Linked DNA regions of Homo sapiens: all the other regions are linked to region 3. Evidence: read pairs that join two places in POLR2A ChIA-PET (ENCODE). Cell type or tissue: MCF 10A. All regions are shown on one strand. Region 1 overlaps PDZD2 (PDZ domain containing 2). Region 2 overlaps PDZD2 (PDZ domain containing 2). Region 3 holds the start of MIR4279 (microRNA 4279).

Region 1 (4,000 bases), 160 kb after region 3:
TACTACATTCCATTTTAGTGCCCTTGGTTTTTAATATCACTGCTGGAAAAATAAAAGTGCCTGCAGGGAAACATGTTTACCAAAGTGTCGCTCTGAGGAGAGGCTTCTAGAGGACATGGCACTTAAGCAAAAGCAACATGAGAGGGGCATGCAGAGGAAGAGAGAGCACAGCACGGGGGAATTTGGACTTTGGAGGTGGCTGGAGTTAAACGGAGAATTTCTAACATATTTAAAAATATTTCACTTGAGGCCAGCCGTGGTGGCTCACACCTGTAATCCCAGCACTTTAGGAGGCTGAGCCGGGCAGATCACTTAAGGTGAGGAGTTCAAGACCAGCCTGGCCAACATGGTGAAACCCCATCTCTACTAAAAATACAAAAATTAGCTGGGGATGGTGGCAGGCGCCTGTAATCCCACCTACTTGGGAGGCTGAGGCAGGAGAATCGCTTGAACCCAGGAGGCTGATGTTGCAGTGAGCTGAGATCGCGTCACTGCACTCCAGCCTGGGCAACAGAGTAAGACTCAATCTCGAAAAAAAAAAAAAAAAAGCCAGGCCCAGTGGCTCAGGCCTATAGTCCCAGCACTTTGGGAGACCAAGGCAGGCGGATCACTTGAGGTCAGGAGTTCAAGACCAGCCTGGCCAATATGGTGAAACCCTATCTCTACTAAAAATAAAAAATTAGCCAGGCGTGGTGGCAGGTGCCTGTGATCCCAACTACTCGGGAGGCTGAGGCACGAGAATAGCTTGAACCCAGGAGGTAGAGGTTGCAGTGAGCTGAGATCGTGCCACTGCACTCCAGCCTGGGTGACAGAGCTAGACTCCATCTCAATAAAAATAAAAATATTTCACTTGAACATATGTATTGAATATTTTAAAACATGTCAGAAGTGTCCTGTTAAGCTCCAGCATTGGTCCCATAACTTCTTGAGGGGATCTCTGAATTCATAGCAGTTCCCCTTGCCATTGGCAGTGAATGACATTTCTGTTCAGCACTCAGGATTTATTCTTCCATTAGTTTGGAATGGAAGTTTTGACCAAAAGAGAGCAGAAAATACCTGTTCTCTTTTGTATAGTAGAAAGGAGATCATTTTAAATGCATTCTTATAAAATGAAGAAATTGCTTTTTTCTTTAATGTTCTTCAAATATATTTATATTATTTAGTTTGGATCAACTTCTAGTCTCAGCGGGGGACCAGCAAAGATTACAGTCTGTTTTATCGTCAGTGGGATCGAAATCTACCATCCTAACTCTCATTCAGGAAGCGAAAGCACAATCAGAGGTGAGTGAAACACAGAAAGCTCAGGAACATGAATTGCGGCCGCGTGAGTGCCCAGGTATGTGCTGCCTGCCCAGACAGCCGAGGAGAGCCCGCCCCGAGTCCTGGAGAGGGAGGACTGCCTTGGGTTGCGAGTTTCACAGCTCAGTCTGACTTTGGCCTCACGTGCTGCTAGCCAGCTTCAGAAGCTAGACCTTGTCTTGAATGTTCAGGTGCCAGATGGGTGTCACTGCTGTTTTCATCCCCCAAGTAGCAACTAGTTACCATTCTCCTAACTCCTATGTGTGGAGTTTGTTTGCAGAGAGTCCTCAAAGCAGAGCTAGTCATCTCGGAAATACCTCTCGCCACCTAACTGTGGACATAAACTAGTCAAGGGAGCCACCTGCTGGTGAGAGAAGAGTTACATTGGTGTAGTCCCGCCGTTGCCCTGAAATATGGTGGACCCCTGAACAACATGAGGGTTGGGGCACTGACCTTCGAGCAGTGGAAAATCCACATATAACTTTTAACTCTCCCAAAAACTTAACTACTAACAACCTACTGTTGACCGGAAACCTTACTGATAACATAAACAGTCAATTAACACAAGTTTTGTCAGTTATATGTATTATATACTGTCTTCTTACAACAACGTAAGTTAGAGATAATAGAACGTTATTAAGAAAATCCTAAGAGGCCAGGTGCAGTGGCTTACACCTGTAATCTCAGAACTTTGGGAGGCCAAGGCGGGCAGATCACTTGAGGTCAGGAGTTCAAGACCAGCCTGGCCAATATGGTGAAACCCTGTCTCTACTAAAAATACAAAAATTAGCTGGACATGGTGGTGGGTGCCTGTAGTCTCAGCGACTCAGGAGGCTAAGGCGAGAGGATTGCTTGAACTTAGGAGGCAGAGGTTGACATGAGCTAAGATTGCACCACTGCATTCCAGCCTGGGTGACAGAGCAAGACTTCATCTCAATTAAAAAAAAAAAGTCATAAGAGAAAGTGTATTTACTATTCATTAAGTGGAAGTGGTTCATCATAAAGGGCTTCATCCTTGTCATCTTCACACTGAGTAGCCTGAGAAGGAGGGAGGGGTTGGTCTTGCTGCCTCAAGGATAAAGAGGCTGAAGAAACCCTGAGTGTGAGTGGACCTGTACAGTTTGAGCCTGTGTTGTTCAAATGTCACCTGTAGAAGAGCATCTGAACCCTGGAGTACAAGGAATTACAAATAAAATCTTTCAGTAAATCAGTTGTGACAATAAACATTGACAGAAGAAACCACAGGTTCACATCTAGGATACTAATCTGAAGATCAATTTCTTGGGGCTATACGTAGAGATTTGAACCCTAATGAATGAATATTTTCTATTTAGAGAAATAAATATGAATGTTTCTTTAGTGGTAGTATACCTGGGTCACTGAAGTCATCTAAGAATGCTGTTCCAGAAATTCAAATATAGAGGGGCTGTGTGGTTTCTCAGCCAACAGCCAGCCTTGGCACCTAGTAAGGAGTTGGCCAGGAGGCGAGGAGAGAGGTTGGAATAAAGGAGACCAGTCCCTTCAGGTTCCACTCCCTTCTGATTCTCAGCCGCTGATTTGGGTCTGTGCAGTTAAGACATGCCTTGACAGGAGGATCATCTGAGGCCAGGAGTTCGAGACCAGCCTCATCAACATAGTGAGACCCCTCATCTCTCAAAAAAAAAAAAAAAAGATTAAATTTAAAAAATTAGCCAGGCGTGGTGGTATATGCCTGTAGTCCTACCTACATGGGAATCTGAAGCAGGAGAATCACTTGGGTCCAGTAGTTTGAGGCTCAGTGAGCTATGATCGTGCCAGCGCACTCCAGCCTGGGTGACAGAGCAAGACCCTGTCTCTGAAAGAAAAACAAAATGTCTTGAGATGCTAAGCACTTCCGCTTTCAGTAAAAGGGAATAGCCCCTCATCTCTCTTCCTCCTCCCACTTGTTATTACAATAAGGAAGGATTTCATGTGTGAAAGTCTCATTCTGAGACCACCAGTCAAGGGGGCACAGGTGGGGTCACACGTTGCCAGGCCCCCTTTACCCCAGACATTTTAGTGTTAGATGAAATGTCAGAGGAGAAGACCAGACTGTCCAGCCAACCACAAGCAAGATGTACATCTTCAGGAACCTCAAACAAAGTATGGCCAGCATGCCACAGTGCTGCCCGAGGGTGGCTTATTCTAGGGCCTTCCTCACCCCCTACTACTCACGCTCACCACGAGGCAGGGTTGTGGTTTGGTTTGAAGATCATTCCTACATATCAGAACACGGCGTTCTTTTCCCTTTATTTTCTCACTGTCTTCAGAGAGGAGCGTTGAGCAGGGCTATCCTTACTCTGCCATCCTCAGTCTAGAAGCTTCCTGCCTTGCTTTTTCCAATGAGTATGGTTTGCAGGTACTAAAAATAGAACTGCACAAAACTATTTTCTGTGTCCTTGGCAGTGCTGTGAGAGATTCGAGGCTTCGAGGCTGAAAACAAACCCTGGCCTCCTGACTTCAACACACCCAAACCTTGGAGAGCTCTTGATGGTTGATCTGGCCGCCCTGAGACTGTGCTGAGGCTCTCAGAGGCAAAATTTGGCGCAATAGTCAGCTTCTAGCATATCTGTGTCCTTAAACACCACTGGAAAAAAATGTGAATACATTGAAATTTTTGTGATTTAACTTGTCCTGGAATGCAGGAGGGCCTCATTTTCTTTTTTTTTTTCCTTCTCCTTTT
Region 2 (4,000 bases), 110 kb before region 3:
ATGGGATTGCAGGCACCACACCTCGCTAATTTTTGTATTTTTAGTAAAAACAGGGTTTCACCATGTTGGCATGGCTGGTCTCAAACTCCTGACCTCAGATGATCCACCCGCCTCGGCCTCCCAAAGTGCCAGGATTACAGGCATGAACCACCACACCCAGCCCAGCTTAGTGAATTTTTATATTAACCATCACCCAAACTGAGAAACAGAACTTAACTAGTATGTCAGAGCCCTCCTTCTTACCTCTTACCAGTTACTAACCCCCCTTTACCAAAGTAAAGTGGTATCCAATAGCTGTAAGAACTTTCCTATCTATGGCTGGGTGTGGTGGCTCATGCCTGTAATTCCAGCACTTTCGGAAGCCAAGGTGAGTGGATCACTTGAGGTCAGGAGTTCAACCTGGCCAACATGGTGAAACCCTGTCTGTACTAAAAATACAAAAAATTAGCCGAGTGTGGTGGTAGGTGCCTGTAATCCCAGCTGCTCTGGAGGCTGAGGCAAGAGGGTCGCTTGAACCTAGGAGTCAGAGGTTGCAGTGAACCAAGATCATGCCACTGCACTGTAGCCTGGGTGACAGAGCGAGACTCCATCTCAAAGAAACAAGAAACAAAAAACTTTCTTGTCTAGTACCATTCTGATTTTTTCCAACTGTTTCATTCTACTTGTTCACATTTTCCCTCCAAACCACTCCCTTAATACATTTAATCCAATGGCTTTTTTTTTTTTTTTGAGACGAAGTTTCGCTCTGCCGCCCAGGCTGGAGTGCAGTGGAGCGATCTCGGCTCACTGCAAGCTCCGCCTCCCGGGTTCACGCCATTCTCCTGCCTCAGCCTCCCGAGTAGCTGGGACTACAGGCGCCCACCACCACGCCCAGCTAATTTTTTTTTTTTTTTTTGTATTTTTAGTAGAGACGGGGTTTCACCGTGTTAGCCAGGATGGTCTTGATCTCCTGACCTCGTGATCTGCCCGTCTTGGCCTCCCAAAGTGCTGGGATTACAGGCGTGAGCCACTGCACCTGGCTCTGATGGCATTTTTAACTTGTATGTTTTATTTTTTTAATATTCAACTTTTAAAAAATTATGAACTAGCCTATTTGGGACATCCATTTGTTTCTGTCAAGCTCCTCCTGCCTCCCCAGATTCCTCTGTCATCACAGCCATTTCCCTATCAGTAAGCCAGGCCCTGGAGTATTGGCTGTTAATTCTCCTCTATCCCTTTTTCCCAGACTTGCAGACACCCTTGATCATCCACATAAAAAGGGAAGCTGAGATGTCTTCAGGATAAAGTTACATGTTTTTTCATGAGACTTCTGCACAGTGTCCAAACACTCTGATCTGTACAGATAGAAAGGACACTTCTTGAGAGTCTTTTGGGAGAAGCCTTATCCTGCAATTCTGATTTCTTTGCTTTTCCTGACCAAGGCTTCTCAGGCTAATTCAGAGGCATTGTGGCACAGCTCAGACAGCAAGCAGTGACATTCTGAAGTTGCTTCTTCTGAGGAATTCACCCAGTGGGAAAGCAAGGGAGGATGGAAGACTTCTTGGGCAGTTTACGAAGTGTGGAGACCCAGTTCCCTGTTAGTGCTTTTCCTTATCAGAGATCATTACCTGGTAGAAAAGGAGATGTTCTGATGGAGGATTAAGCTAGATATAGTAAGTCACAGTGATATGGACATTTGAAAGTAATTGCTTGGGAAATGTAAAGAGGTCACAGTGGTTGAACTTAATGGTACAAAGAATAACCATGGGGCCAGGGGCAGTGGCTCACGCCTGTAATCCCAGCACTTTGGGAGGCTGAGGCAGTGGATCACGAAGTCAAGAAATCGAGACCATCGTGGCCAACATGGTGAAACCCCATCTCTACTAAAAATACAAAAATTGGCCGGGTGCAGTGGTTCACACCTGTAATCCCAGCACTTTGGGAGGCCGAGGCGGGTGGATCACGAGGTCAAGAGATCAAGACCATCCTGGCCAACATGGTGAAACCCCGTCTCCACTAAAAATACAAAAATTGGCCGGCTGTGGTGGCTCACGCCTATAATCCCAGCACTTTGGGAGGCCGAGGCGGGTGGTTCACAAGGTCAAGATATCAAGACCATCCTGGCTAACATGGTGAAACCCCGTCTCTACTAAAAAATACAAAAATTAGCTGGGCATGGTGGTGTGTGCCTGTAGTCCCAGCTACTTGGGAGGCTGAGGCAGGAGAATTGCTTGAACCTGGGAGGCGGAGGTTGCAGTGAGCCGAGATTGCGCCACTGCACTCCAGCTTGGCGACAGAGCAAGACTCCATCTCAGAAAAAAAAAAAAAAAATTAGCTGGGCGTGGTGGCGCTCACCTGTAGTCCCAGCTACTCAAGAGGCTAAGGCAGGAGAATCACTTGTACCTGGGAGGTGGAGGTTGCAGTGAGCCAAGATTGCCCCACTGCACTCCAGCCTGGGTGACAGAGTGAGACTGTTTCAAAAAAAAAAAAAAAAAAAAAAAGAATAACGATGGGGTGGGGAAAAGTATAAATGGAGTGAAAATTTTGGGCAAAGATAAGTGACTCAAAGTAACTAATAAAATGATTAAAAATCAATTCTGACTTTTAGTAGGTTTTTGTTTTGTTTTTTGTTTGTTTGTTTTAGAGATGGAGTCTCACTATGTTGCCCACGCTGGTCTCCAACTTGTAGACTCAAGTGATCCTCCCACCTTGGCCTCCCAAAGTGTTTGGATTACAGGCATGAGCCTGGCGTGATTCCATTTATGTAAGGGTCCTAGAATAGTCAAATTCATAGAAACAGAAAATGAAATGGAAGTTACCAGAGGTCGGGAGAAGGGACGAATGGAGAGTTATTAGTGGATGTAAAGTTTCAGCCTGGTGTGATGAAAAAGCCCTGGAGACGGGTAGTGGTGATGGTTGCACAACAACATGAATGTATTTATTGACACTCAACTGTACACTTGAAAATCATTCAAAAGGGTGCTTGCTTAAAATAATTAAAAAGGGTGCTTGCTTTGGCATCACCTATACTAAAATTGGAACAATACAGAGAAGATGAACATGGCTCCTGCTCAAGGATTTTTAAAAATAATAAAAATGGGTCGGGCGCGGTGGCTCATGCCATTAATCCCAGCACTTTTGGGGGACCCAGGCAGGCAGATCACCTGAGGTGAGGAATTTGAGACCAGTCTGGCCAACACGGTGAAACCCCGTCTCTACTGAAAATACAAAAATAAGCCAGGCACGGTGGCGGGCGCCTGTAAACCCAGCTACTCAGGAGGCTGAGGCAGGAGAATCACTTGAGCCCAGGAGGCGGAGGTTGCAGTGAGCCGAGATCGCGCCACTGCACTCCAGCCTGGGTGACAGAGCGAGACTCTGTCTCAAAAAAAATTAAAATGGTCAATTTTATTTTATGTATATTTTACCACAGTAAAAAGATGTGCAGTTAAGTACAAACCTAGTGTGTGAGGAAAAGTTTGGGGTCACAGGTGGCCAAGGCCTTGGGGAACACATTGGTGTCTTTAAGGAGGTTTTCCCTCGTTCCACAAGTCCCATGAGCAGGCCTGACCAACCCACTGCCACAGTGTCATTAACACTGTTAGCACAGTCGGTAGCCACTGTCTGTGCCTGGTTGATTAATAAGAAAGTACTTAGCTTCCTTCCAAAACTCTGGAAAAATGAGACAAATGTCATTAAAAGGTTAAGACACTTGTTGCTAATATCTTAAAAGTGGCCACTAGAAACAAAGGTGGAGGCTGGGCCTGGTGACTCATGCCTGTAATCCCGGTGCTTTGGGAGGCTGAGGTAGGCAGATTGCTTGAGTCCAGGAGTTTGAGAAAGCCTGGGAGACATGGCAAAACCACGTCTCTACAAAAAATACAAAAATTAGCCAGATGTAGTGGCACATGCCTGTAGTCCCAGCTACTGAGGAAGCTAAGGCAGGAGGATTACTTGAGTCTGGAAGGCAGAGGTTGCAGTGAACTGAGATGGTGCCACTGCACTGTAGCCTGGGCAACAGAGT
Region 3 (4,000 bases):
CAAGAATGTGTTAGGGTATTGGGATGGCTAGAATCCATTTGGAGCACATGAGAAAATGTATAGCATTTTCTGTTTAGGAGACATTTGAACCATCTAATTAAAAAAAAAAAAAAAAAAAGACTTAAGTCCGGATACTAGACCACCAGTTTTTTAATACATGGAAAATTTAGAAGCAATTTCAAAAATGTCTCACTGTGACTGGAACTAGGTTATGTCAATACAAGGCTCCTAGGGGAAAAATTTATACTGGATAAAACTCTAAAATAAATGAATATACTAAAAAACACCAAAAATCTGGCCAGCAGTGGTGGCTCACACCTGTAATCCCAGAACTTTGGGAGGCCGAGATGGGCAGATCACTTGAGACCAGGAGTTTGAGACCAGCTTGACCAACATGGTGAAACCCCATCTCTACTAAAAATACAAAAAATATCTGGGCATGGTGGCGGGCGCCTGTAATCCCAGCTACTCCAGGAGGTTGAGGCAGGAGAATCTCTTGAACCCGGAAGATGGAGGTTGCAGTGGGCCGAGATTACTCCACTGCACTCCCACCTGGGCAACAGAGCCAGACCCTGTCTCAAAAAAAAAAAAAGAAAGAAAATAGAATGGCTGCAAGAAGTAAACAGAGGATGTTTGCTCCTATTTTGTTCCTTACAAGTATAGCTAACAAAGGACCTTGTGAGTATTGGAATAATAAAATGTCATTCCCATTTAAGTTGCACATGTACATTTTTATACCTGCACCAAAGGTTTTTGGAATCTTTGTCTCTGGCTGTTGGATCATGAAAGACCCCTTTGGCTTCAGCTGTAAAACAAGGCAAATTTTACCCATAATAGAAACTACTATATATGTGTGTTGGTTTAGGGAAGCCTATTTTTTAACATTCTATTTCCTGATAAAACCTTAGAAAAATCATATTGTGTTTAAAAGTTGAGGATTTTTTCAGCAACTCAAGGGCTGACTGATAATTTCTGGTTTTGCTAGTACTTGTCTACAATGGAAGTTGGAAGCTTAGTCGGAGTAGAAAAGTTGTAAATTTGGTGTCATCAAGACAAATGGCTTTTATTTCCCAACAGACTTCTTTATAAAATAATTTAACCCCTTGATTTTTGTTTGCATTTGGATGCAATTTAAAAAAAAATCTGGCCCTTTAATAAGTGCAAGACAGATTAAATGTATTGTGAAATATCAGGTCACTGAGTGGAAAGTTTCTTCACTGATCATCCTAGCTTCACATTTTTAGTTATGTGAAGTACACATTTTGATAGTATTTTGGTTTTCTCCTGCCTGAAATCTTCAGTCCTCCTCCCTGGCAGTCTGTAGAATGAAGCAGCTGTGGTCCGTGGCCAAGTGTGCGTCCTTTGGTGATGGAAGAGCTGATCTGCAGATACCTGCAGGAGGAAGCCATGCATGATGTCTGCTGGGATATGATTTCCCCCCATACTCCTGGAAAATTAGAACCGTTTATAGCAGCCTGGTTCCAATACACTGGCAGGGCAAGGATTGGCTCCTTCTCTTACAAACACAGCGTGGCTGGATGCATTCATAAATGAAAAATGATCTGAGTGCTGTGGGTGGGTGGGGCTCTGGAGCTCAGGAGGTGAAGCCGGGAGGAGAGAGAGAGAATCTGCTCCTCAGCTCCACAGAGCATGGGGAGCTGGCAGGAAGTTGGAGCACGCATGGCGCAGCTTGTATTTTTGTTGATAGTTAATAACCCAGGACTTTAAAGACCTGAATGGAGAAGGGAAGTGAAGCACAACCAACTTTGGAGTCTGTCCCATTCCAGAGGCTGCTGAAGCACAGCAGAGCACGCTCACCTGACCAGCTCATAAAGCAGGTAGGACGGGAGACCTGAGTGGTGAAGAGAATCACATTTTCTCTCTGAACACAACTTACAGGTCTTCCAAGGGTTTATTATTTTTTAATTATATGAGAGATGAGCAGGTAATAATAACATAAAAGACTCAGCTTGAATTGTGCTGATATCTGCCCAAGCAAGAGTTCTCTCAGTTACTAGTGTGATGACCAAATGACAGTTTTATTCTGAGAGTTGCTTTAAAAAAAAAAAAAGAAAAAAAGCATGCAGCATTGAAGCTTTTTTAATTTAAACTCATTTAAAAATTGGCAGATGATAAATGAACTGCAGACACTGTGTTTTAGAACAAATACTTTGAAGGGAGTCAACCAGAAACCGATTTTCAGGCTTGACTGTGGCTCCATTTTCATATTTCAGAGCCAACGAGGTGCTCACTAATTTTTGCTGGCTTTTGTAAGAAAGGAGGTGGATGTATAACAGCTGTGAAATATCCAGAAATTGACTGGGATCCAGAGTGAAGCCCGAATGCACTAATGTTTTCTCCATTAAGGCAGGCTGCCTCTGCTCGGCTTCTAAGTCAAGGGATTGGAAAGCAGTGTGAAAGTGAAGTGTGAATCCTGAATATTTGTCATGGAGTGGGGGGAGTGCAGAGGGTTGGAAACTGTCACAGTGACGTTTCACACTCAGAAGTAGAAAATAAATGGGGAGGACCATGGGTGGCAGCCACATGCAAGGATAATTTTAAAACTGATTTTTGATTCCCATGATTGTAGCCGAGTCTCAGGGTGTTCCTTCCGTTGTCAAGGTTTGGGGCTTGTGATAAGAGAAGTAGAACAGAATAAAGATCATCTCCAGCCCCAGGTTCTGAATCATTTCTAGGCCTTGCTTCTCCTGGGCACTGGGATGATCTGACATGTTTTCCCTCACTAATGAAGTGGCCAGGGTGTTGGGGGATTGGGCTAACATGGAGGAGGTTGGATAGAAATGGTGCGTGTGGTCAGCCTGAGAAGAACGTCAGAGGTAGGTGGAGAATTTTGTTTCGGTAGAATAGCCCAGCCTGAATCCTGGAACTGTTTGCGTTGAGGTTTGGAGAATGCCCCGTAGCCACAGGGGTGTGTCTGAAAAGGCAAAATTGGGAGCTGCTTGGGTTACTGCTTACTGCCTGGCTGGCATCCTCATGCTGTGGTCATCCTCATGCCGTGGTGGCCACGTTTTGTGGCTTTGCATTTTAGTCCTGGAGGGCTGGGGGATGGCTGTGTTTAGTCAAGCAAGCCCACACATCATTGCTAGTCTCTCTTTCCGTGTGATTTCTCAGCATTACACAGCTAGCCTTCTATGGGAGGAGGAACGGCACCTCCTGTGGTCTTTTAGAAAACTTTTTCACCCCATGTTCCTACCGTCGCCACCCCAACTCTTGTCCTTTCTTGCCTACTGTTCACCTGTTGTGTGTGTCCCCTTTGTCTCCCATCCTTCAGACTGATCTGTCCCAGGTGCTATCTGCAGTGACTTAGAAGCTGTGTTGGGGACAGGTTCCTTCCCAGGGTTCCTGCTGGAAGCGGTGTTCAGCAAGCTATGGCCCTTAGGCAAATCCAGACTGCCCTAGCCTGTTTTTGTATGGCCTGGGAGCTAAGAATGTGTTTTATGTTTTGAAGAGTTGAAGAAACAAAGAAGAATATAGGACAGAGATAGTGACCCACAAAGCCTATCCGATCTTTAGAAAAAAACATTTGCTGGTTTGCTGGTTGGTCTGTTGATTTCCGCCCCCATTTAGAGACAGAGTTTCACTCTGTTGGCCAGATTGGTGTCAAACTTTTGACCTCAAGTGATCTGCCCACCTCGGCCTCCCAAAGTGCTAGGATTACAGGTGTGAGCCACTGCTCCCAGCACTCCACCTTGACCTGTTGATTTTTTAATATCATTGGTGAATAATGTGATCAGTGGGTTGATGCAGCAAGTTAAGCCCTCAGCAATTTGAATGGGCTCTTGTTTGGGAAACTGATTTTAGTTTCTTAGTCTGTATTGGTGCCATCGCCTCCAAATGGGTAGATTCAGGAGTTAGGAAGTTGAAGCTTTTCTGCAGGGTCCCAACAATAGTAAAGAAATATTAGATGAACTATGTGCCTGTGGTTGGATTTTCACCCTCTTTCCTGGTTTATGAACCTGCTGGAAAAGACACCTATGAG

Evidence for each region. Peaks named below come from ENCODE experiments on the same cell type or tissue, not always from the same donor. Only the 100,000 strongest peaks of a DNase experiment are listed, where the experiment ranks them.
Region 1: POLR2A ChIA-PET joins it to region 3 with 5 read pairs; 2 of 35 experiments call an interaction of 5 or more read pairs at or near these places.
Region 2: POLR2A ChIA-PET joins it to region 3 with 5 read pairs; 3 of 35 experiments call an interaction of 5 or more read pairs at or near these places.

What each region holds. Positions count from the first base shown.
Region 1 is chr5:32,091,744-32,095,743 of GRCh38, forward strand. PDZD2 (PDZ domain containing 2) reads left to right here. Exons shown (of 25, transcript NM_178140.4): 21 at 1,164-1,281. LOC105374711 (a long non-coding RNA gene) reads right to left here. Exons shown (of 4, transcript XR_007058716.1): 4 at 1,868-4,000. Among named protein-coding and RNA genes, the nearest start is that of GOLPH3, 81 kb to the right of the region's middle. RefSeq lists enhancers at 886-1,387, 914-1,083, 1,388-1,887, 1,536-1,595. In MCF 10A, a CTCF peak has its summit at 1,680 (motif pointing left); a DNase peak (open chromatin) is centred at 1,638.
Region 2 is chr5:31,829,455-31,833,454 of GRCh38, forward strand. All of the region lies in intron 2 of PDZD2 (PDZ domain containing 2), which reads left to right. It also overlaps the pseudogene RNU6-760P. Among named protein-coding and RNA genes, the nearest start is that of MIR4279, 100 kb to the right of the region's middle. In MCF 10A, no CTCF peak of the experiment used is centred here; no DNase peak of the experiment used is centred here.
Region 3 is chr5:31,934,509-31,938,508 of GRCh38, forward strand. All of the region lies in intron 2 of PDZD2 (PDZ domain containing 2), which reads left to right. MIR4279 (microRNA 4279) reads right to left here and starts at 1,651; the gene lies at 1,594-1,651. In MCF 10A, no CTCF peak of the experiment used is centred here; DNase peaks (open chromatin) are centred at 1,573 and 2,853.